Regions from separate parts of the Homo sapiens genome. Here all the other regions are linked to region 1. Evidence: chromatin contacts called from ENCODE Hi-C or POLR2A ChIA-PET data. All regions are on one chromosome and are shown on one strand. The core of a region is the stretch at or near the end of the contact, and the rest is flanking DNA. Distances in the headings are between cores, read along the strand shown.

Region 1 (2,551 bases), core at 21-2,520:
GGGGAGGGTAGCAAAAGAGAGGAGGGAAGGGGAAAAAAAGGAAAAAGAAAGAAAAAGGAAGGAAGAAAGAAAGAGCCAGCAACAATCAAAACAACCTTTTTCTCCCTGTGTAATCTGGGCGGCTTCCAGGAGGATAATGTCTTTCCACCGTGGATCGCCCCCTCCCTCCCAGGCTGTTTTCACAGGAAGTAAACCCTGGAGCATTTTCAATGTGCCCCTCCAGGCAGAACAATGAGGCCCTTGAAGCCTCGGAACCCGCGCTTCCTCCAGTTATCCGGAGCCGCGCCGCTGAGGGGAGCCATCTCTGGGGAGGGGGCAGGGGGGAGGGGCGAGTCTGCAGGGCGTTGCGGAGCCGCACGAGGGAAGCCCATTAGTCAAATAATAGGTTTGGATCCGACTGTTTTGCCAAGGTACCCGGCATTTACCCGCTCCCCGATTGGGGGCGGGGAGCTGGGAGGAGGCAGCGAGGATCCAATTACGGCTGCTACTGCCCGGTCGCCGGGAGGTGGCGGCGGGCGGGCCGGGCCGGGCTGGGCCGGGCGGGGCCGGGAGGAGCGGGGATCGGGGATCGGGGATCGGGGATCGGGAGCGCAAGCCTCGGGCCGGCCGGCCTGGAAACACCGCGCCCCGGCCCCAGCCCCGGCCCTGCGCCCCGCGCGGGCTCCTCCCTCCCCACCGGCTCAGCTGCCTCATTGTTTATTGTGGAGCCTGCCTCTCCCCTGCCCGCCCGCCCTCCCGCTCCTTTCTCCCCTCCTCCCGAAAGAAAGAAGAGCCAGTGTGTGGAGAGAATGAGTCATGAATAAACAAACAGCGTGGGGGGAGCTGTCACTCTCAGCTCACTTCCTGGCCGCGCTCCGCTCCGCGACCTCCTGGCGGGGCGCAGAAGCCAGGCTGGCCGAGGTGGGCGGCGGCTGCTGGGGCTGCTGGGGCGCGCGGCCCAGCTCAGTCGGGCCCCTCCGCGGGGCGGGACTGGGCTGGGCTAGGGTGCTCAGGACCCCAGTTCCCAGGCCTGTCTTTGACCACAGCCCTCACAAGCCTCAGGGCCCTTAGAGTAAGCGAGCGTGACATGATGTCCCCAGACTTGTATGGCCGTGTGAGCCGAGGGCTGTGGGCCGGACCCTTGGGTTGGACAGAAGCCATCTGTCACAGACAGGCAGTGCATGCGGGACCTGCGGCGGGCTTGCGGCGCCTGTGTGGGCTCATCCTCTGGGAATGCCAGTGTGTGTCTGCTGAGTTGTGTAGGCGTGGCTTTTTCCGCGTGACACAGGGACACTGCGAGGATGTGTATATATGGCATGTGTGTCTTCTGCATATGGTGTTTGTCTGGAGTGGGGGTTACACGTGTGCTAGTGACCCGTGTGTGTGTGTCTGTTTGTGTTGTGTGGCCAATTTTCCTGACTCTGAATTTGCGTCTGCCACTTTAAGTTTTGAGATTCTTACTTTGTACTTGGCTTTTCTCTATTTAGTCCTTTTTCTTCTCTCTTGTGTGATCCTGTGGGTCATTTGGGGCCACCTCTCCCCTTTAGTGAGGCCCCAGGGCCCCAGCAGACCTCCAGGGCCCGGCCTGGCTGGCCTCAGCGTCCAGCCAGCTGTGGCCACACGCAGGCTGACAGTGCTGACTCATGCCTGGCCAGAGCTGAGTGTGACCAGCGCGCCCAGGCTGGGTGAGCCCCCACCGTGGGGAGGGCAAGGGCCCAGGCCAGCCCAGACCTTCTGGGGACTTGTGACCGCATGACATTAGAGGCAGGGGCAGGAGTAAGTCATTTCTTCTGGCTTCCCTGGCAACCACACAGCCTCACAGGGGTCCACCCCAGGGCCAGTGCTGACGGCTGGGCCTTCGGAAAGGCTAGTGTGACCAAGGCAAGGCTGTGACTCAAGCTACAGCTCAGGCCCCTGCTGCTTGGCTGGGTCTAGAACCTTCCCAGCTCTGGCCCTGCTCCCTCTCTATGGGCTGGCCCAGCTGCCAAAGCTTCCCAGTTCCAGGTTGGAGATTTGCATGCAGGGACAGACCCCCCTGAGGCTGAAGCAGGGCACACATTTGCTCCTTCCCCAGGATTGCTCACTCCTGCAGCCCCCCCAGCCAGGGCTTGCTTGCTGGACTTGGTCCCCTGGCACTGGAATCGTAGCCTTGGTTGTGACCCTGATCAGGGAGGCAGGCTCCAGGGCCACAGCAGGCCAACCCTGGCCACTTCCCAGTCTTTCCCATCCTTCGGGGGGGCAGGTAGTTGGGAAGATTAGGATCTACATAGGCTGGGAGGCAGGTGCATGTGGGGTCACAGCCTGGCTCCTTCATCTGCTAGCTTTATGACCTGGGGAAAGTCACATAACCTCTTTGAACCCCTTTTTCCTCTACTTTAAAATGTGCATAGTGACCCTTACTCCATGGAGAGGTTGCAAAAGTTAAAGAGAGAATGCCTATGAGCCCTGAGTATATGTCATGGAATGTACTTGTCATGGAATAGGGGCTCAGGAAAGGACAGTGTACTCTCTGTCTACCCCCAGCCCTGCCTTGAACCCTGATCTCAAGGCCCAGAATTTTGCCTGTCCAAGC
Region 2 (2,551 bases), core at 35-2,534, 470 kb before region 1:
GTCATGCAGAGGTCATTCCGCTGGACGGTGGCCAAGCTGGCACTCCAACGCTGGGCGGAATGGCTCCAGAGCCAGACTGAAAGTGGGAGAGGTGACTCGGTCCCAGCCAGGCGGTGAGTTCCTCTGGGCTAGGTCCCCGGTGCTGGCGCAGCAAAGACCACCCGGAGAAAGAGACGGTGAAGGCCCCGGGGCTTCCTGGGGCGTCAGGCGGAGGCGGAGGCGGGGGCGGGGCTCCCTCCAGGCAGTCTTGGACTAGCTGAGTTGTCCCAGCGAGATGGGTGACAGCCGCTTTCCCGAGCTCCCCCGGCCCAGGCTGGTGTCCTGGCGACTCGCCAAGGCACCGGGGCGGGCTAGGGCTGGAGCCGGGGTGGAGGAAGAGGGTCGAGAAGCGAGGCGGGCCCAGAGCAGAAATAGGAGAAGGGGGGGGGGAGGGGGCGGGGAGTCTTTCCTGGGGCAGGAACCCGGGCCCCCCTTGGCGCAGCCGGCCCGCAAAGTGATTCTGCAGATGGAAGGAATTAAGTAGGAGGGGGAGGGTCCGATGGTGATAGCGAGAGGAGGGAGTTAGAAGTGTGTGCGTCTGTGTACACGCGTCTGAGAGAGGAGCGGGAGAGACAGGGAGAAACATCAGACCAGACGGAAATAGAAGAAAGGAGACAAGAAGAGTGAGAGAAAGAGAAGGACATACACACACACACACACACACACACACACACGGAGGGCGCCACATACAAGGACGACGGACACAGGAGACTAGTACTAGTCTAAGAGAGAGAGAAAGAAGGAGTATGAGAAAGGAGGGAAAATAGGAAAGGAAAAGTGAGTGAAAAACAATTGCAGAGGATTTGGAAAGAACGAGACAAGAGCGCTGACGACAGAGGGAGACGAAATTGATTAGGCCGGGGCTGCACTGAGCTCCCGGCAGCTCGGGGAGCTGGGTTGGCCGGGCTGGGACGAGGTGGGGCTTGGGCGGGGCCTCGCATGGGCGGGCCCGCGCCGTGCTGCATATGCAGATGAGCCTCACTCCCCTCTCTCCCCACCCCTGACGGTTCATATTCAACGAGACAGCCAATGCAGGGCGAGGACAGTGCCAGGCGGGGCAGGGAGTGGGCGGCGGGGCATCGTGGACCCCACCCCCGGAGCCGCCGCTGGAGGGGTCAGCCGCGAGGCAGATAGCGGATCGCCGGGCGGGGCGGGACGCAGTGGGCGGGGCGGAGGGGCGGGGCCAAAAGTTTCCTGCCCAACTTTCGCTGCCTCCTTCCACCGCCTGCGCGCGCCGGGGCCGCAGTCGGGGGGAGGCGGCGGCAGCGGCAGCGGCTGCGGGCAGCGCGCGGGGCGCAGGGCGCGGGGCGATCACCGTCGGGGCTCGGGAGGCGGGCAGTGGGCACAGGCTCCCCGGTGCCCGCCCCTCCGCTGCGGAGGGGGGCCGCGAGCGGGCGGCCGGGGAGGGGCCGGCACCGCCGCCACAAAATGAGCCTGCTGTCGGCCATCGACACGAGCGCCGCCTCGGTGTACCAGCCCGCCCAGCTGCTCAACTGGGTCTACCTGTCGCTGCAGGACACGCACCAGGCTAGCGCCTTCGATGCCTTCCGGCCCGAGCCGACCGCCGGCGCCGCACCCCCGGAGCTGGCCTTCGGCAAGGGCCGCCCCGAGCAGCTGGGCTCGCCCCTGCACTCCAGCTATCTCAACAGCTTCTTCCAGCTGCAGCGCGGAGAGGTGGGTGCCCCCGCGCGCCCCCGCCCACCGCCCCACCGCCCCACCGCCCCACCGTGGCGGGCCGTTCCCTGTCTGACCCGCTCTTCCTGGCCTGGCGCGGCCCGGCTCCGCATTGCCGGGCCCGGCTTGGCTTGGCTTCGTTCAACTCTGCCAAACTCGCCGCCCGAAGTCCCCGGGGTGCCGGGTGCGCGTCACCTCCCGGCTGAGCCCGGGCTGGAGCAATGCAGGCCGGGGCGGAGCTCTCCCGCCCCCTCTCCCTGCCAGGGCAGCCCTGCTCCAAAGGGGTTGGGGGAGGGAGTTGAGGAGGGGTTGTCTCCGGATTTTCTTCAGACAGCTGGGGTGCGGCCTGGGCGGGGAGCCCCTTCGAAGTGTCCTTCTCACGCCCAACCTTATCCTCGTCCTGGCCACCGCGGGCTGGGACCGAGAGTGCAGATTCTGCTCGGAGCTCCTCTGGAAGGGCCTAAAATCTTTTCTCCGACCTCTGCGGTTCCCGACCCGAAAGGCACCCTGGAGAGCAGTGACTGCCCAGAGGGCTTCTCCTGCTGTTCTCACTCGGGGACCCCAGATACGTCCTCCAGCTGCTCGCCCTCCCCCAGCCACATAGGAAGTGGTTTCTGAGGGCTTGACCCCACAGACTGCGCTGTCCCCAGCCCTCCCAGCCTCGAAGGAAATGAAAGGGAAATCCTCTTGAGCTCTTGGGAGGGGGGCTAGAAAGGGGGGGGGAGAGGTTCCAGCTGCCCAGCGCCTTCTGCAGAAACCTGGGCCGGCTGTGTTGCAAAGTCTGCCTGTTTGGTGGATTCAGTTACAAAGTTGACTGGGCAGCGCCTCTTTGCCAGCA
Region 3 (2,551 bases), core at 24-2,523, 370 kb before region 1:
TAAGGTAGAAGCCAGACCAGCTCCTCCATTCGGGGTTGGGAAACTGAGGCCCAGGGAGAGGCATGAGGGTGTGGGGAGGGAAGGCTGAAGCCCCATCCCAGCCAGCCTCTACCCTCGAAGCTGCAAGACCCACCCTGGAACCAAATGGAAGCAGGAAGGGTGTCCCTATTTTCCAGAAGAAACTGAGAATGAAGAAGAAATACTAAGGGCTCCCTGGGATACGGGCCAGTCAACACAAACAGACCCCTGCTGTCAATGTGTGGCCGACCTGAAGGCTCCACTAGGGCTTTCCCTCTAAAGCTACCCTGGTGACTGTTTCTTACTTTGCTTTAGAAAAGACCCAAAAACAGAGTTAGGGGAGGTGCTCAGTGTGGCCCCCAAGGACAGTGGCAGGGGTTGAGGCGCCGGGCACACTGTCTCTGAGTGTGTCCCGACTCGCAGGAGGGGCATTCTGGGGTCCACCAGGTGGCCGGGGCCTGAGGCCTACTGGGCCCGCACTACTGCTGGAAACCACCTCTCGCTCCATTTCCCAGCACCCCCAGTGTGAGCCCGACCGCAGGGGCGGGGCCGGAGCCAGGAAGCGCTCCGTGTTGTGCAAGGGCCGCCACGTGAGCACCCGCTGGGCCACGACGCTCACCCCAAGACCCCCGACACCCACCTCGGAGCTCCGGATCTAGGCTCAGCCCCAGAAGGCTCCTGGAGCCCCTCCCTCGTGCCCGGGCCGGCCCAGAGGTGCTGAGCCCTCCCTCTCTGCGATCTGACCTTGAGCTTTCTCCTCCACACGTGCCCTCCCTCCCGTCTCCCCCGCTCCAGTGCTCCGAGGGAGGCCGGAAGAAATCATTCTGACGCCCATTCTCAGAAATGGGGAAACTGAGGCCCAGAGCTCGGCATGGGGAGGCCCAAGGTCACCCAGCGCGCCCGGCACCGCGCCGCCCGGGGCCCAGGGCTCTCCCCGGGCCCGTGTCCCGCGCCCAGGCCGGCCCTGCGAGCGGTCTCACCTCCAGCACCACGCGGCCGAGCGGCTTCCCGTTGGCGTCCACGTCCAGGTACACGAGCGGGTTCCCGGAGGAGGAGGAAGAGGACGGGTCGCCGGAGCCCTTGCTGCAGGCGCGGGCCGCGGGGAGGCGCAGCGGCACGGAGCGCGGGACGGAGAGCAGGCCGAGCCAGCGGGAGCCGCAGCGCAGCGCCAGCATCGCGGGCGCGGGTCGGGCGGGACACGGGCGGGGAGAACACAGAACTCAAACTGACGTCGCGCGCGCCCAGAAGGCCGAGTCCCGCGCAGCCGCGCGCCGCAGCCTTTATTGGCTTGCCCAGGTTCCCGGCCCTGCCCCCGTCCCGCCTCCTCCAGGCCTGTCCGTGGACTACCCCTGCCGGCCGCAGCGGGCAGCGCAGCCAGCCGGTGGGGCCGCGGAGCGTGAAGTGCTTTGAAACACTCCCGCCTCCAGGCCCAGAGACCCGGAGAACAGACACCTGGCAAAAGGTTGCTGGTTCCATGTTTATTAAGGTACCAGCAGATTTTTTTAAAAAAAGAAAAACTGCTAAAACGTAATTAATTCCAAAATATGAGCATCTATACGTTGCAATTTGAATATAATAGCAAAAGTCTACCTTTGAGCCCTTTGCAGGTAAGGCTCAGGCCAAATAAGCTTCCCTGCTGCCCTAGGTCCTGCAGTCTGAGAGGGTTAGAGAAAGGTGAGATGAGAGGCGGGATTAGTGAGCTAGAGGCGCAAGAGGGAGGAGATAAGCTGAGACACCTCCCATGATGCCCCCTAGCCTGCTTGTCCCGGCCTGGGCCTGTCTCTAGTTGTTTCTGGGGACCAGACCTGCTTCTAGCAAGACTGAAAACGCAGCCTGGGCTCATCATGCTCCTTTCAGGCCCCCAGCCCTCCCCAGGACTGGGTCTGATCCCTCCTCCTAGGACCCACACTGACAGCCCCGGGGCAGACTGCCAGCTGCCCCCTCCCATCAGCATGCACCCTGGGAGGGGACTCAGTGGGGAGACCCACAGCAGGAGCATTTAAACCCCACGTGCTGAAAGTGGGCTTCCCAGCAGCCAGAGCCACCCTCACTGCAAGGTGGTGGGAGGTCTGCAATAAATGGATGCCACGCAGGGACCTGAGAGAGCATCTGGCCCAACACTTGTACTGTCCCCAGGGGAAGCTGAGGCCTGGACACAGGAAGGCACTGGCTAGGGCTAGGGAGCCCTGGAGTATTGCTACCAGCTTGCACCAGTGCTCCAGGCCTCTCTGGGCCTCAGTTTCCCATCTGGAGGGTAAGGGTGCGATCATGCTCCTCATCCTGCTTTTTTCTCGTGTCTGTTCTTAGGATAAAATGAACGAGAGAGACATGGATTTGTCAACTAAGTACTGTGCCTGTGGGCATCTGTGATGGACAGAGTCTGGACTGTCTTTCTCACAGTTTGGGATTCAGAGAGCTGCGGTCTCAGTTAGAGGCCTGAGGGGTCAGAGAAAGGGGTGGGGCTGAGCCTTGGAGGCAGGTGGGCAGGAGTAGGGACCAGCTCTGGACTGACCTGCCCCAGATCCTGAATGGG
Region 4 (2,551 bases), core at 28-2,527, 340 kb before region 1:
ATCCATTCATGAAGGCAGAGCCCTTATGACCCAAGGGCCTGCCTCTTAGTACTGTTACACCGGGGATTAAGTTTCACCATGAGTTGTGGTGGGGGGGACAAGCATTCAAACCATAGCACCAAGAGAAGAGAGCTTCAAGGAAGAAATGGCAACTGTCAAGTGCAGCTGTGAGGTCCAGTCTCAGAAAGCAGCGTGGATCAGCAACGAAGAGGCCATTGGTGAGCTTGCAGGAGAAGTGTCAGAGAACTGGTGGGGCATGAACCAGGCATATGAAGGGTGACAGAGAAAGAGAGTGGGCACTGGCAGTTTTGTGGCTGAGAAGCCTGCATGGGAAGGAGCAGAGACTGGCCATCAAGGGGTGGAGCCCAGACCAAGCTGAACCTTGCAATGCCAGAGCCTGGGCCACTAAACCCGGGGAGGCGGGAGGCAGAGGTATGGGGAGGGTTAACGGGCTGATAGAATGAGACTCCTTGGAGAAGAGAAAGGGGTGATGGTGTCAGGGGCTGGGGGAGGGGTAGCCCCAACTGGGGAAGGGACACCACATCCTCTGGGCCTGGGTGGAAAAAGATATGGCCAGGGTGGATGGAGATAGGTCTGTGGGTAGCAGCAGGGACAGTGGGGAGCTGGGTGAGGGTAGGGTAGCCTGCTTAGAGCGAGGTGGGCGTGGTTAGCAGGAGGCTGGAGCAGAGGAGAAGGGAAATGGGGGGCCATTAAACATTGAGTGCCCTTAGCATTCAGGGAGGCTGGAGACCCCAGTGTATCCTGACATCGACCTGTGGGGCTGAATGAATTTCCCCAATAGCATCCCATGGCCTTACATGAAGACAGTCAGTGGATTCAGGGTGGAGACTTTTTGCAGTGGGCTAGAGGAAGAAGAGACGTAAGATGATCCACAGTGTGTGGCCCCACATGCTGGGAGGCTGAACTCTGAACTGTCCCAAGCCAGGGCCCCCACTGGGCTTTTTAGGTGGATGTTTCTGGTCCAGGGGTTAGGCTCACAGAAGGAAGTCACCCGTCTGGGGAGGAGTTAGCTGAGATGGGGCCGGCCAGTCTCCATACAGCCTTGTGGGGCAGCCACAGGCCTGTATCCCAGGTTCAGAGTCTCCAGCTGAAATGCCAGGAAGGTTTGCTTATTATCATGAAGTTGGGGGAGCACACTGCCCTTCCTCCCTCCCTGCTCCCCTGCCCACTTCCTGCCTTTAAGTCAATGGCATTCAAACTTTTTGTTTTCAACCACAACCCACAAATAAGAATTAACATCATGACTCAGCAGACACACACACACACACACACACACACACACACACACACACACACGTTTCTTGATAGAATGCTACCCTTTACTTTGTAGGGCACACTCCTGATATTTTCTACTGTATTCTCATTTGTTTTATTAAAGTGCTGGTCCAGCCCCACCACACTGCTCTAAGGCACAGGGAGGGGGGCATGTCTCCTACGGGAAGTTCTCCCTCAAGCTAACTAATCACCCTCCTCTCGGAGGGGTGTCTGTTCAGAGAGAGTCAGCCTGTCCTGGTGATGCTGGCAGAAGGCAGTGCCTGCAGCTGAGCAGTGGCCGGTGGGTGTTCCATTATTTAAGGTAAATCTTTTCTCCTCCTCACCTTCCACCTCCCTCCAAAAGGAGAAACTCCAGCCACCTCGGAGAGGCCCCAGGAGCAGGGGGCTTCTAGGCACCCAGCCCCCTACAGGCAGCACCCTGCAGCCTCCCCCACACCGCCGGCTCCTGCACACACATGCCCCTCACTCTCCTGACACCCGGATACATCTGAGTGGAGATCTCTGGGGTGCCGGCCCGGCCCTTCTTCCCTCTGTGGACAGTCCCTGTGGAGGAAAGGCCATGACAGCCACATTTGCTTTCCCCCTAAGGTGAGGCTGCGTGGAGGGAGGGCAGGGACTGGCTGCGGGGCTGTGTCAGATGCATGTTCCTAAAACTTCAATCGGAGACACATCAAGTGTTGTCAGTTTGTGTTGGTGCCGAGGCTGGAAGGATGGTTAGAACCATGGCCTGGGCAGGGGCTATCGTGAGACAGTACCCCATGTAAAGCATGCTCACGGAGGAGGGAAAACCCAAGCTTCCCTAGGAGGGGAGGGGCAGGTGTACCGAGAGGTGGAGGCCAGGGATGCTGAGATGCCAGCAGGGAGCCATGGGTGCAGTGAATGCTCACTCTCCATTGAAGCCACACTCCTGTGTGCTCTGAACAGCACCCTCTGTGGCTTAATATGAATAGCTTCCTGCTACTTAAACCCAGCATAATCCACAAGGGACCATCAAAGATGGGACACTGTTGCACACTCTGAGTCACATGCCACAGGGGCCCCTAGCACCCTGCAGCCACCTGGCCCTATTCAGCCACCCCAACTCCCCCAACCATCCGGCCACACACTGCACTTGCCCCACCAGGGACTGGTTCCAGGGACCCCCATGGACAGGGGTTCTTCCAATTCAACACCCAAACCACCTGCCTTTCTTTTTTGTGTGTGCAGAGGGTAACAGGGCGGGGGGTGTGGTTTAAAACAAAAGCAAAAACACCCA
Region 5 (2,551 bases), core at 35-2,534, 310 kb before region 1:
CAGAATCTGAGCAGGTGATGACATCCAACCAGCAGGGGAGAAAAAAGCATCAACTAGAAAGTGATGGAGTGTGAGCACACAATAAAGATGAAGATTAGTCCTTGAGCTTCTGTCTTGGTTTTATACACAAATACATGTGCACCTTGGGTCAAGGTGTCGTATGTGTATTTATCGTGGATCTTGGTCAAATAGGTTTGAACACAGGTTCAGCAGCCTAAATCTGATGTGGCTCAAAGAGGAGAATGCAGTCAAAGGGCTTTCCCAACTGAGCGCTGCTCGTGATTTCTGGGGAAACTGCAGGACTCGCATTTGGAGTAGAGGAGCTGTACTCAGGGCACTCAGTTGGCCAGGCACAATGATGGGTAGTGGCTTGTTGAAGATCCAGATGCTTGGGCCAAAGGTGACAGATAGCGACAGACTCTGCTCTCCAGGTGGCGGATTGGAGACTGGGAGCCCAGAGGGAGTGGGCAGTGCAGAGAAACACAGGAAAGTAGCCATGAGCCTGCTCCTCAGGAAGGCTGGGCTGGAACAGCCTCTGTCTCCCAGGGAGGTCACTGGGGACCCGGCACACCACCTGGTTCCAGACTGGCACACCAGAGTCTCACAGGGAGGCTCTACAGGTCACGCTTTTACAAAACAAAGAGGAGATCCCCTGGACACCTGCTGTCCTCAAGGCCCATGTCCTAGGTGTGCTGGATGACCAGAGGGGGTCCCCTACATCTGAACAAAACCCAAGCCTGAGTGGCTTCTCGCCCCAGAACTTCTGCCCCACAAGTTCCCACCAACCCTCCAGGCTGATGGCCTTGAGACGGAAGTTCCTATCCTTTGAGAACATGCCTGGCCAGGCTCAGGAAATGAACCCCCATGGGAGGCCCCAGGGGCCGGCAGGGCCCTGCCTGTGGCCAGGGAGTGGGCAACTGCTGCCTCATCACCTCAGCCCAGGACGCTACACAGGCCCACGAACAAGCTCCCAACTGCCCTGCAGCTCCGTGGGTGAGCCTTGTGGGCGGAAACCAGCTCCTTCCTGTTTTGTCCCCTCTGCCCCAAACTTGGTGAGAAGCAAAGCTAACCAACGTTCCCAAACTGGCCATCCCACTGCCTGGCTGGAAGGTTTGCCGCCCCAGAGCAAAGATGCACGCAGGCATATGGAGGACACATCCGTGCACACACGCGAGGCCCTGCTGGCATGCTGCCCGTGCACTGGGGAAGAGACAGGCACAGCGTGTGGGGCAGTCTCAGGACTAGCTTGCCTCCACACGCACCTGCTGCAGAAGCAGAAGTGGCAGCCGCACCGACAGGACCGTGACTCATCTCATTCTGGGGGAGACGGGCTCCTGCTGTCGCAGAGAAGGCTCTCGCCCCCGCAGGCCCCCACAGCAGCCCTGCTGATGTGACGCCACTGCCTAGACTCAAGATACCACCACCGGGGGAATGCCTGGTCCCTGTTCCCAAGGATGAAGGACCAAGCAGACCCCTGGGCTGCTACCAGAAAGGCATGGCCTGGCTGGGATGGGAGGAGGGTCTGGAGGGTGCCTGAGAGCCCTTCTTCTCTCCGACGAGCACAGTTTAACCTGCAGACTTGCTTCACCTGGTCACAGGTGCTTGGCATTTTTTAATAATTCTGTCCCACTCTGTACAACCCTAATCCAGCATGGCCTGCCCAGTATCACACCATAAGCTGCTCCCAGCCACAGTCCTGTCCAGCCAAAACGGCCCCAACAATCCTGCTCCACCCACAGAAGCACCAAGGCCAGAAGCCATCTGCAATGTCAGCAGCAACGGTTCCATTTGCCAACTGCTCCCTAATACAGGGGCCTCTGTGCCTCTTCTCAGGCTGGCAAGTTCCATCCCACCTTGAAAATGCCATTCATCCTTTCCAGGCTCTTCCAAAGGCCACCTCCTCCGGGAAGCCCTTGCAGAAGGTACTGAACTCCACTGGCTCTTCGCATTCCTGGCAAGAGTGAGAACCCTCTGCCTTCTCCCTTCTGCCTCAGGAGCTGTCACTGATTTCTTGGGCTCCCTGAGCCAAGCATGATGTCTTCACACACCAATAGGGCTCAGGAAACCTTTGCTAAACAAAAAAATGTGCCAGGGAGAAACCACCTCTCTGCACTCACCCTTGGAGTGATGCTGAAAATGAATATGTCCATTTCGTTAAGCCTGATGACCGACCACCTACACAGTGTGTCTGTGGCCACATGGCCACTGGGGCCCAGAAAGTGAGAGAAGGACACAGAGGGAAGCGATGAAACCACTGCTCACTCTCTGTATGCCTCAGCAACCTCATCTATGAAATGGGGCTGATTCAGCCCCTCCCTTCGAAGGCTGCCGTGAGGGTTAAGTGTAAGTGCCTAACATGTATGAGGCCCAGAGTCCCGCACACCTTGGACACCCTGAAACTGCTGGCTGCCGCTGTTACTGTTGTTCTGATTTACTGAGTGACTTCTAGATGCAAGGAATTTTGTGAAGTGGCCTTCACCTAAGAACTCATTCAGTGCCCCATTAAGTGGGCCCAACAGATGCCCATCTTAGAAGCTGGGGCTCACAGAGG
Region 6 (2,551 bases), core at 36-2,535, 290 kb before region 1:
TCTTGGGTAAGTTACTTTAGCTCTCTGTGCTTTGGTTTTCCCTTCTGCAAAATGGGGATAATAAGTAGCACCTACCACCTAAATTACCATGAGGATTAAGTAAGTTACTATACATAGAATGTTGGTACAATACCAGGCATGTAGAAAGCATTACATGGGAATAAACTGTTAGCAGTGTTGCTGTAGTATACATGTTCCCTTGGGATGCAGAGGGTGCTCCATTTCTCCACCTAAGTACTGTAGAAAATTGCTCAAATAAAATACAATTTCTTTCACCCATCTCCAAGAAAATCATGCAGATGCTCAGGAGTGCCCAGCCTCACACCACCCCTTCACACTGGGTGCTCCCTGGGGCAGACAGTGCCCCCTTCCCTACTGGACTGGGTGCTCCCCTAGCACCCAACTGTGCCCACATCCAGACACCCCAGGCCCTCACAGGGCCACCCCGACAGGCACTCATTTCTGACTCTGCTCTCAGGCCAAGCAGTGCCAGGAGGCTGGTCTAGGCAGACCCCTTCCTCCTCTGGAGTGTGTGGGTACAGGGGCTGGGGGGACTTTGCAGCTGTCCTCTCCACAATAGGAGGCCTGGGCGGTGGGCAGAGCCCAAGCCCCTCCTCAGCCCCATTCCACTGTGTCCAGAAGGAGGTGGGAGACGGGCAGGAACTAGGATTCCTACTCTGGCTGATTTACTCAAAGCAGGAATGAGTGGTCTGACTCATGAGCCCTGAGAACAGAACTAGCCGCAGAATTGTTACTCTGCCCGGCTGGAGGCTGGGGCTCTGGGGCTGGACTTCCTGCCTGTAGACCCGTCACTGCTGGGTGCCCCAGAAATAGGAAAAGGGGCCTCCTCCCTGCCAGCTCTCTTGGGTCATCTCCCAGGAGGAAATAGCACAGGAAGCACATGACCACAGAGACTCACAGTCCTCGGACCGGGGGCAGTGACTACTGGGCCCCAGGAGACCAGGGTTGGCTCTAGCGAGACCACCGCACCATCAGTGCAGCCTCAGGGCCATGTGTGTGCTTCTGTAAGATGGGGCACCCCTTCTGGCCCGACTCACCCTGCTGTGGATGAGGATCTAACCGGGCCGTGGGAGCACACAACCTTTTGGTTCTCCCAGCCGTGTGGTTCTTCCTACTTCATTCAAACCTCCCAAGACCCAATTAGGACCCTGCCAAGGATTACACTACCTGTATTTTACAAAAGGGAAATCCAGGCCCAAGAAGGGGTGATTCAAACAGTCACTCCACAGGACAACGGCCCCGCCCACTGCTGGTACGCGAAGGCCCCACTTTCATGCCCATAATTCTGTGACATCATGTCTGAGAGCAGGCATATCCCCAGGAGACAGCTCTGTGCCTCCTGCCTGCCTCCCACTCCTAAGACTTGGTGCCAACCCCAGCTTCTTGAACCTCCTGTGTGACTGTGGGCAACTTCCTCCCGTCTCTGGCCACATGTAAAAGACAGGGGGTGGGCACTGCTCTCTGAAGTCTGTGGCCCCCTGAATCAGCCCTGGCCTCCAAGTGGGGTCACGTTTCTCAGGGCGCAGGCCAGTCTTGACCTTGCATGACTTCTTCTCAATCTTGCAGGTGATATGGGGTGAGCTGTCTGTCTGCACACTTGGGGTGGACTGCCTCTCCACACCGCTAGCAGGGATTACAGATGGAAGGGGCTCCAGAGAGCTCACCCTGTTGGGCTGCTCCGTTGATCAAGGCCAAAGCCCAGAGAGTAGAGTGGATTCGCTGAGGTCAAACAGCCGATGCTTGCAGGACTCTGAGGGTGACAGGGTCCTAGGAGAGTGGATGGGTGGGGAGCACCCTGTGGTCTCAGCTGCTGGGGCTGCTGAGGGGCTAGGCCTTCTCCTTGGTTATAGAAAACATCACTTCTGGGGCATTGTGAGTTGGACTCTGGTGACCCTGACAGCTGACCCCTGGAACCTACATCAGAGAGGTTTTCCTTGGGGGAAAATCTCAGTCTCCGGCAGACTGATGGTATTGCTGCCTCAGCACCATCAGTAGCAAGCTGAACTGAGTTTCAGCTCCTCCTGAGTTTTCTAGATCATTCCCATGTTCTGCTCCCTGTACCTCTATCACCATCACTTGTGGGTAAGAAAGGCCAAAAAAAAAAAAAAAAAGAAAAGAAAAAAAAGGAGTTGTCTGCTGGCGCTTGGGCTGCGAGTGACCCTGTCCGTCTCTGCTGCCCCCACCCCCGGTCCCCACACAAGCTGAAGCCCTGTGCATAGGGAGGACTGGCTAGTTGGGTGGTGCAGGTGGCCTGGGATCTGCAAGCAGGCTCCCGGCCCAGCTCACCCTGCCCTACCTGCTTCCCTGTGCTGGGCAGGTCCTGCCTTCTCAGGTCCTGTGGTCCAGTCTGGCCTGAGAGAGGGCCTACAGCCTGTCCCTCCCTCTAGGAACACTCCTCGCACGCCCGCCCCCTCTCCCCAAGGGCTGCCCGGGTTGTCAGGAGCTGGGAACTGGGAGCCTCGAGGCGTGTGAACTCACCCTGGGAACTGAACTCCAGGGAACCTCAGAGCCGTCAGGGCTAGTTTTGTCA
Region 7 (2,551 bases), core at 15-2,514, 280 kb after region 1:
CTCTTCTTCCTATTCAGCACTGAACCGGGCCATTGGCAAGTGTTCCATCAGCACCTTAACAAAAACTGGACTGTGAGCCAAAACCTAGAACTATCCATAGCTAGTGAAACAATGAGAACAGAACCAGCCCTTGTCCCTCCCCACACAGCCTAATTAATGTGTACAGACAAGAACCACTGCACATCACTTATTATTTAACTGGCGTATAAGTACCATCAAAGGTGCCATAGTCATGCGTGGTGGCTCACATCTGTAATCTGAGCACCTTGGGAGGCCGAGGTGGGAGGATCACCTGGGGTCAGGAGTTCGAGACCAGCCTGGCCAACATGGTGAAACACCATCTCTACTAAAAATACAAAAATTAGCTGGGTGTGGTGGCCAGTGCCTGTAGTCCCAGATATTTGGGAGCCTGAGGCAGGAGAATCACTTGAACCTGGGAGGCGGAGGTTGCAGTGAGACGAGATTGCACCGCTGCACTCCAGGCTGGGTGACAAGAGCGAAACTTGGTCTCAAAAAAAAAAAAAAAGTCCCCTGCTCCCCAAAGAGCTGAGGTCAAGTCGGTTGGGCTGACAAGAGCTCTTAAGAGAATGGTCCTGGGGCTGGGCTGGTGGAGAGAAAGCCCAGAGGAAGGAATGTGAGGGGACAGTGTGCACAGGCAGGGTTGCTGAGCTCAGAACTAACCAGATCTGGGCTCCGAATTGGAGCACTGTTATCAGGAAGTTGAAACCCCTGTCTCCCAGGCTTTCTGTACCAAGCTGGGCACCAGCATTTTTGTTTAAAGAAAATCACCAGCATGGGCTGCTCCCCAAACCTATCCCCTAATGCACACTCAATCTCAGAGGCAGCCTGGGGCCCCTCTGCCTGGCCCACAGCCTCCTGGGACTGCACAGATTTCCTAGCCCCATCGCCTGCTGATGCTGGCACCACTGGCTGGCAGTGGCTCTAGAACTGGAAATCCCAGGAGGATCCAGGATCTGCAGCCTGAAGACAAAACGTTCTCAGGGCTGTTCCCTAGCAACCCAAGCTGCTCGCAATAGCTCCAGTTTCCACAGCTGACGCCCTTCCATCCATTTGCACTGAGGCGTTTGGTTTTAGGTGCTCCGGGATGCTTCCTAATGTCCCTTCAATGATCCATGAAGCCATTTGCTTATAAAATCTTCCTTCCTCCCTCCTCCCGCCCTCACTCCGCCCTTCTGCCAGCATTTAGTGTAGTGAACCCTCTGCGGCAGAGGCAGCAAACAGAACCCTGGGTGGCTTGTTGAACAAAGCCCTCATTCCATGGTGGCAGCAGCAGCATGGGGTGACGTTCCTTGCGGTGATGCTGCCCGCCGTGGGCTGTGTGGGGAGGGGCAGGAGGGGATTGATGGGATCCAGAAGACAAGAAGCAAAACAAGCCCAGCACCAGGCAGAGGTGGAGGGGAGAGGGGAGGAGGGAGAACCAGGGAGGAGGGAGAGGAGAGGAGAGGAGGAGGGAATGGGGGAGGAGGAGGAAGGAGAGGAGAGGGAAAGGAGGAGGAGAGGCCACTTCATTTATTTATTATGATGCCAGTTGTAGTGTTGGTCTCATGTGTGGGGAGCAGACTGTATTTTATGTTTTAATCCTCCAAGCTGTGTGTGTGGGCTGGGGATAATCACATTGAGAAATGTGTATAATATGCTGAAGGTTCTTTTTGTGGAGAATGGGAATGCTCCAGTGGAATATCTTCCTCATGGCAACCAGTGCCTTTTCCATAAGCCACTCAGAAGGTGCCAGTAATTGGGAGTGCAGTAGAAGTGTGGGGCCAGCCCCCCAGTCTGGCCAAGTCCTCCTCCATTGTAGGGGAGGCCTGGGCATCTGAGGAGCAGGGCTGGCACCTTCCCTTTGCCCCTGCCTGCCCGCTGTTTGGGTGGATGACAGGCAAGATACAAATGGGATGCCTGATTGCTTTCTTGGCCACAGCCTTGGGGCCTGCCGTGGAAGAATGCAGGGAGGAGCTGATAGGCAGGCTGCTAGGAGACAGAGCAGCCATGTGTGCATGCTGTCCTGAGTGGCACACATGCACACATGGGCGTGCACACACTCTCAGGGACACAGGTGTGCACCCCTGCCCTCACACACACACCCTCACACATCTACACAATGCACATGTGCATGTGTACACACACCTTCACACACACAATATACCCACGCGTGCACGTCCACACTTACACCCACTCATACACACACCCATGTGCACATGCACACACTCACACCTTCACACACAATACATAAACAGGCACACACTCAAATGCTCACATTCACATTCATACACACACACATGCACATGCACTCACATACCCACTAACTCACTGTCACAATCACAAACGTACAGAAATCCACATATCTATTGTGCATGTGTATGTACATGCCTTTTCATTCTCTCTCTCTCACACACACACCCTTGTATGTATGCACACACACTATTGCTTGCATGGGCTGACACTTGTGAAGTGATATCAGAAATATTGTTAGTGACATTTTTATTTGGAATTTTAAAAGAAGAAATTGACATCTCCTTCCTTAAAAGGCTAC

The links. Hi-C counts contacts between places; a loop is a spot of excess contacts on that map. ChIA-PET counts read pairs that join two places held with the same protein, here RNA polymerase II (POLR2A). Pooled maps may share reads with other maps.
Region 2: a loop to region 1 is called in a map of CD8-positive, alpha-beta T cell, with 7 times the contacts of the local background. The contact joins the promoter of ZCCHC24 here to the enhancer-like site in region 1. A Hi-C loop is called at or near these places in 5 of 168 maps with a recorded cell type or tissue (CD8-positive, alpha-beta T cell, PC-3, ascending aorta and 2 more), 5 of 37 single-sample maps with no recorded cell type and 15 of 50 pooled maps. POLR2A ChIA-PET finds 5 or more read pairs at or near these places in 2 of 52 experiments (H1 and WTC11).
Region 3: a loop to region 1 is called in a map of naive thymus-derived CD4-positive, alpha-beta T cell, with 6 times the contacts of the local background. The contact joins the promoter of PPIF here to the enhancer-like site in region 1. A Hi-C loop is called at or near these places in 3 of 168 maps with a recorded cell type or tissue (CD4-positive, alpha-beta T cell and naive thymus-derived CD4-positive, alpha-beta T cell), 3 of 37 single-sample maps with no recorded cell type and 8 of 50 pooled maps. POLR2A ChIA-PET finds 5 or more read pairs at or near these places in 1 of 52 experiments (MCF 10A).
Region 4: a loop to region 1 is called in a map of PC-3, with 2.3 times the contacts of the local background. The contact joins two enhancer-like sites. A Hi-C loop is called at or near these places in 1 of 168 maps with a recorded cell type or tissue (PC-3), 1 of 37 single-sample maps with no recorded cell type and 11 of 50 pooled maps. POLR2A ChIA-PET finds 5 or more read pairs at or near these places in 2 of 52 experiments (PC-3 and activated B cell).
Region 5: a loop to region 1 is called in a pooled map, with 6 times the contacts of the local background. The contact joins two enhancer-like sites. A Hi-C loop is called at or near these places in 2 of 37 single-sample maps with no recorded cell type and 11 of 50 pooled maps. POLR2A ChIA-PET finds 5 or more read pairs at or near these places in 2 of 52 experiments (CD4-positive, alpha-beta T cell and Panc1).
Region 6: a map of ascending aorta shows a loop between it and region 1 (4-fold over the local background). The contact joins two enhancer-like sites. A Hi-C loop is called at or near these places in 2 of 168 maps with a recorded cell type or tissue (ascending aorta and dorsolateral prefrontal cortex) and 11 of 50 pooled maps. POLR2A ChIA-PET finds 5 or more read pairs at or near these places in 3 of 52 experiments (CD4-positive, alpha-beta T cell, PC-3 and Panc1).
Region 7: a map of posterior cingulate gyrus shows a loop between it and region 1 (21-fold over the local background). The contact joins two enhancer-like sites. A Hi-C loop is called at or near these places in 1 of 168 maps with a recorded cell type or tissue (posterior cingulate gyrus). POLR2A ChIA-PET finds 5 or more read pairs at or near these places in 1 of 52 experiments (activated T-cell).

What each region holds. Positions count from the first base shown.
Region 1 is chr10:78,971,955-78,974,505 of GRCh38, reverse strand. All of the region lies in intron 5 of ZMIZ1-AS1 (ZMIZ1 antisense RNA 1), which reads left to right. Among named protein-coding and RNA genes, the nearest start is that of ZMIZ1-AS1, 94 kb to the left of the region's middle. RefSeq lists silencers at 242-731, 902-971, 1,012-1,131 and an enhancer at 1,415-2,346. Within about 2 kb of position 1,270, at least 38 of the 41 ENCODE cell types and tissues checked have a DNase peak (open chromatin) inside an H3K27ac peak, as active enhancers do; they include CD8-positive, alpha-beta T cell, PC-3, ascending aorta and 2 more, where a contact is called at or near this core.
Region 2 is chr10:79,444,357-79,446,907 of GRCh38, reverse strand. It overlaps ZCCHC24 (zinc finger CCHC-type containing 24), which reads left to right and starts at 1,284. Exons shown (of 4, transcript NM_153367.4): 1 at 1,284-1,713. The coding sequence starts at 1,468. LOC105378383 (a long non-coding RNA gene) reads right to left here and starts at 667. Exons shown (of 4, transcript XR_946104.4): 1 at 1-667. RefSeq lists silencers at 852-1,361, 1,372-1,431.
Region 3 is chr10:79,346,191-79,348,741 of GRCh38, reverse strand. PPIF (peptidylprolyl isomerase F) reads right to left here and starts at 1,273. Exons shown (of 6, transcript NM_005729.4): 1 at 999-1,273. The coding sequence starts at 1,193. RefSeq lists cis regulatory regions at 292-792, 475-975, 504-1,004, 1,007-1,529, 997-1,529 and 5 more and silencers at 840-1,069, 1,090-1,499.
Region 4 is chr10:79,316,562-79,319,112 of GRCh38, reverse strand. No RefSeq gene overlaps it. Among named protein-coding and RNA genes, the nearest start is that of PPIF, 30 kb to the left of the region's middle. RefSeq lists enhancers at 205-780, 1,370-1,429 and cis regulatory regions at 798-1,298, 920-1,420, 938-1,438, 997-1,497, 908-1,510 and 5 more. Within about 2 kb of position 1,277, at least 10 of the 41 ENCODE cell types and tissues checked have a DNase peak (open chromatin) inside an H3K27ac peak, as active enhancers do; they include PC-3, where a contact is called at or near this core.
Region 5 is chr10:79,285,189-79,287,739 of GRCh38, reverse strand. All of the region lies in intron 8 of ZMIZ1 (zinc finger MIZ-type containing 1), which reads right to left. Among named protein-coding and RNA genes, the nearest start is that of PPIF, 61 kb to the left of the region's middle. RefSeq lists enhancers at 468-1,118, 953-1,572, 1,119-1,769, 1,983-2,172 and cis regulatory regions at 897-1,397, 906-1,406, 922-1,422, 1,020-1,520, 2,008-2,508. Within about 2 kb of position 1,284, at least 23 of the 41 ENCODE cell types and tissues checked have a DNase peak (open chromatin) inside an H3K27ac peak, as active enhancers do.
Region 6 is chr10:79,265,050-79,267,600 of GRCh38, reverse strand. The region is part of intron 7 of ZMIZ1 (zinc finger MIZ-type containing 1); the gene reads right to left. Among named protein-coding and RNA genes, the nearest start is that of PPIF, 81 kb to the left of the region's middle. RefSeq lists a cis regulatory region at 655-1,511 and enhancers at 948-1,907, 2,274-2,323. Within about 2 kb of position 1,285, at least 36 of the 41 ENCODE cell types and tissues checked have a DNase peak (open chromatin) inside an H3K27ac peak, as active enhancers do; they include PC-3, ascending aorta and dorsolateral prefrontal cortex, where a contact is called at or near this core.
Region 7 is chr10:78,687,929-78,690,479 of GRCh38, reverse strand. The region is part of intron 1 of LOC105378379 (a long non-coding RNA gene); the gene reads left to right. Among named protein-coding and RNA genes, the nearest start is that of ZMIZ1-AS1, 380 kb to the left of the region's middle. Within about 2 kb of position 1,264, at least 6 of the 41 ENCODE cell types and tissues checked have a DNase peak (open chromatin) inside an H3K27ac peak, as active enhancers do.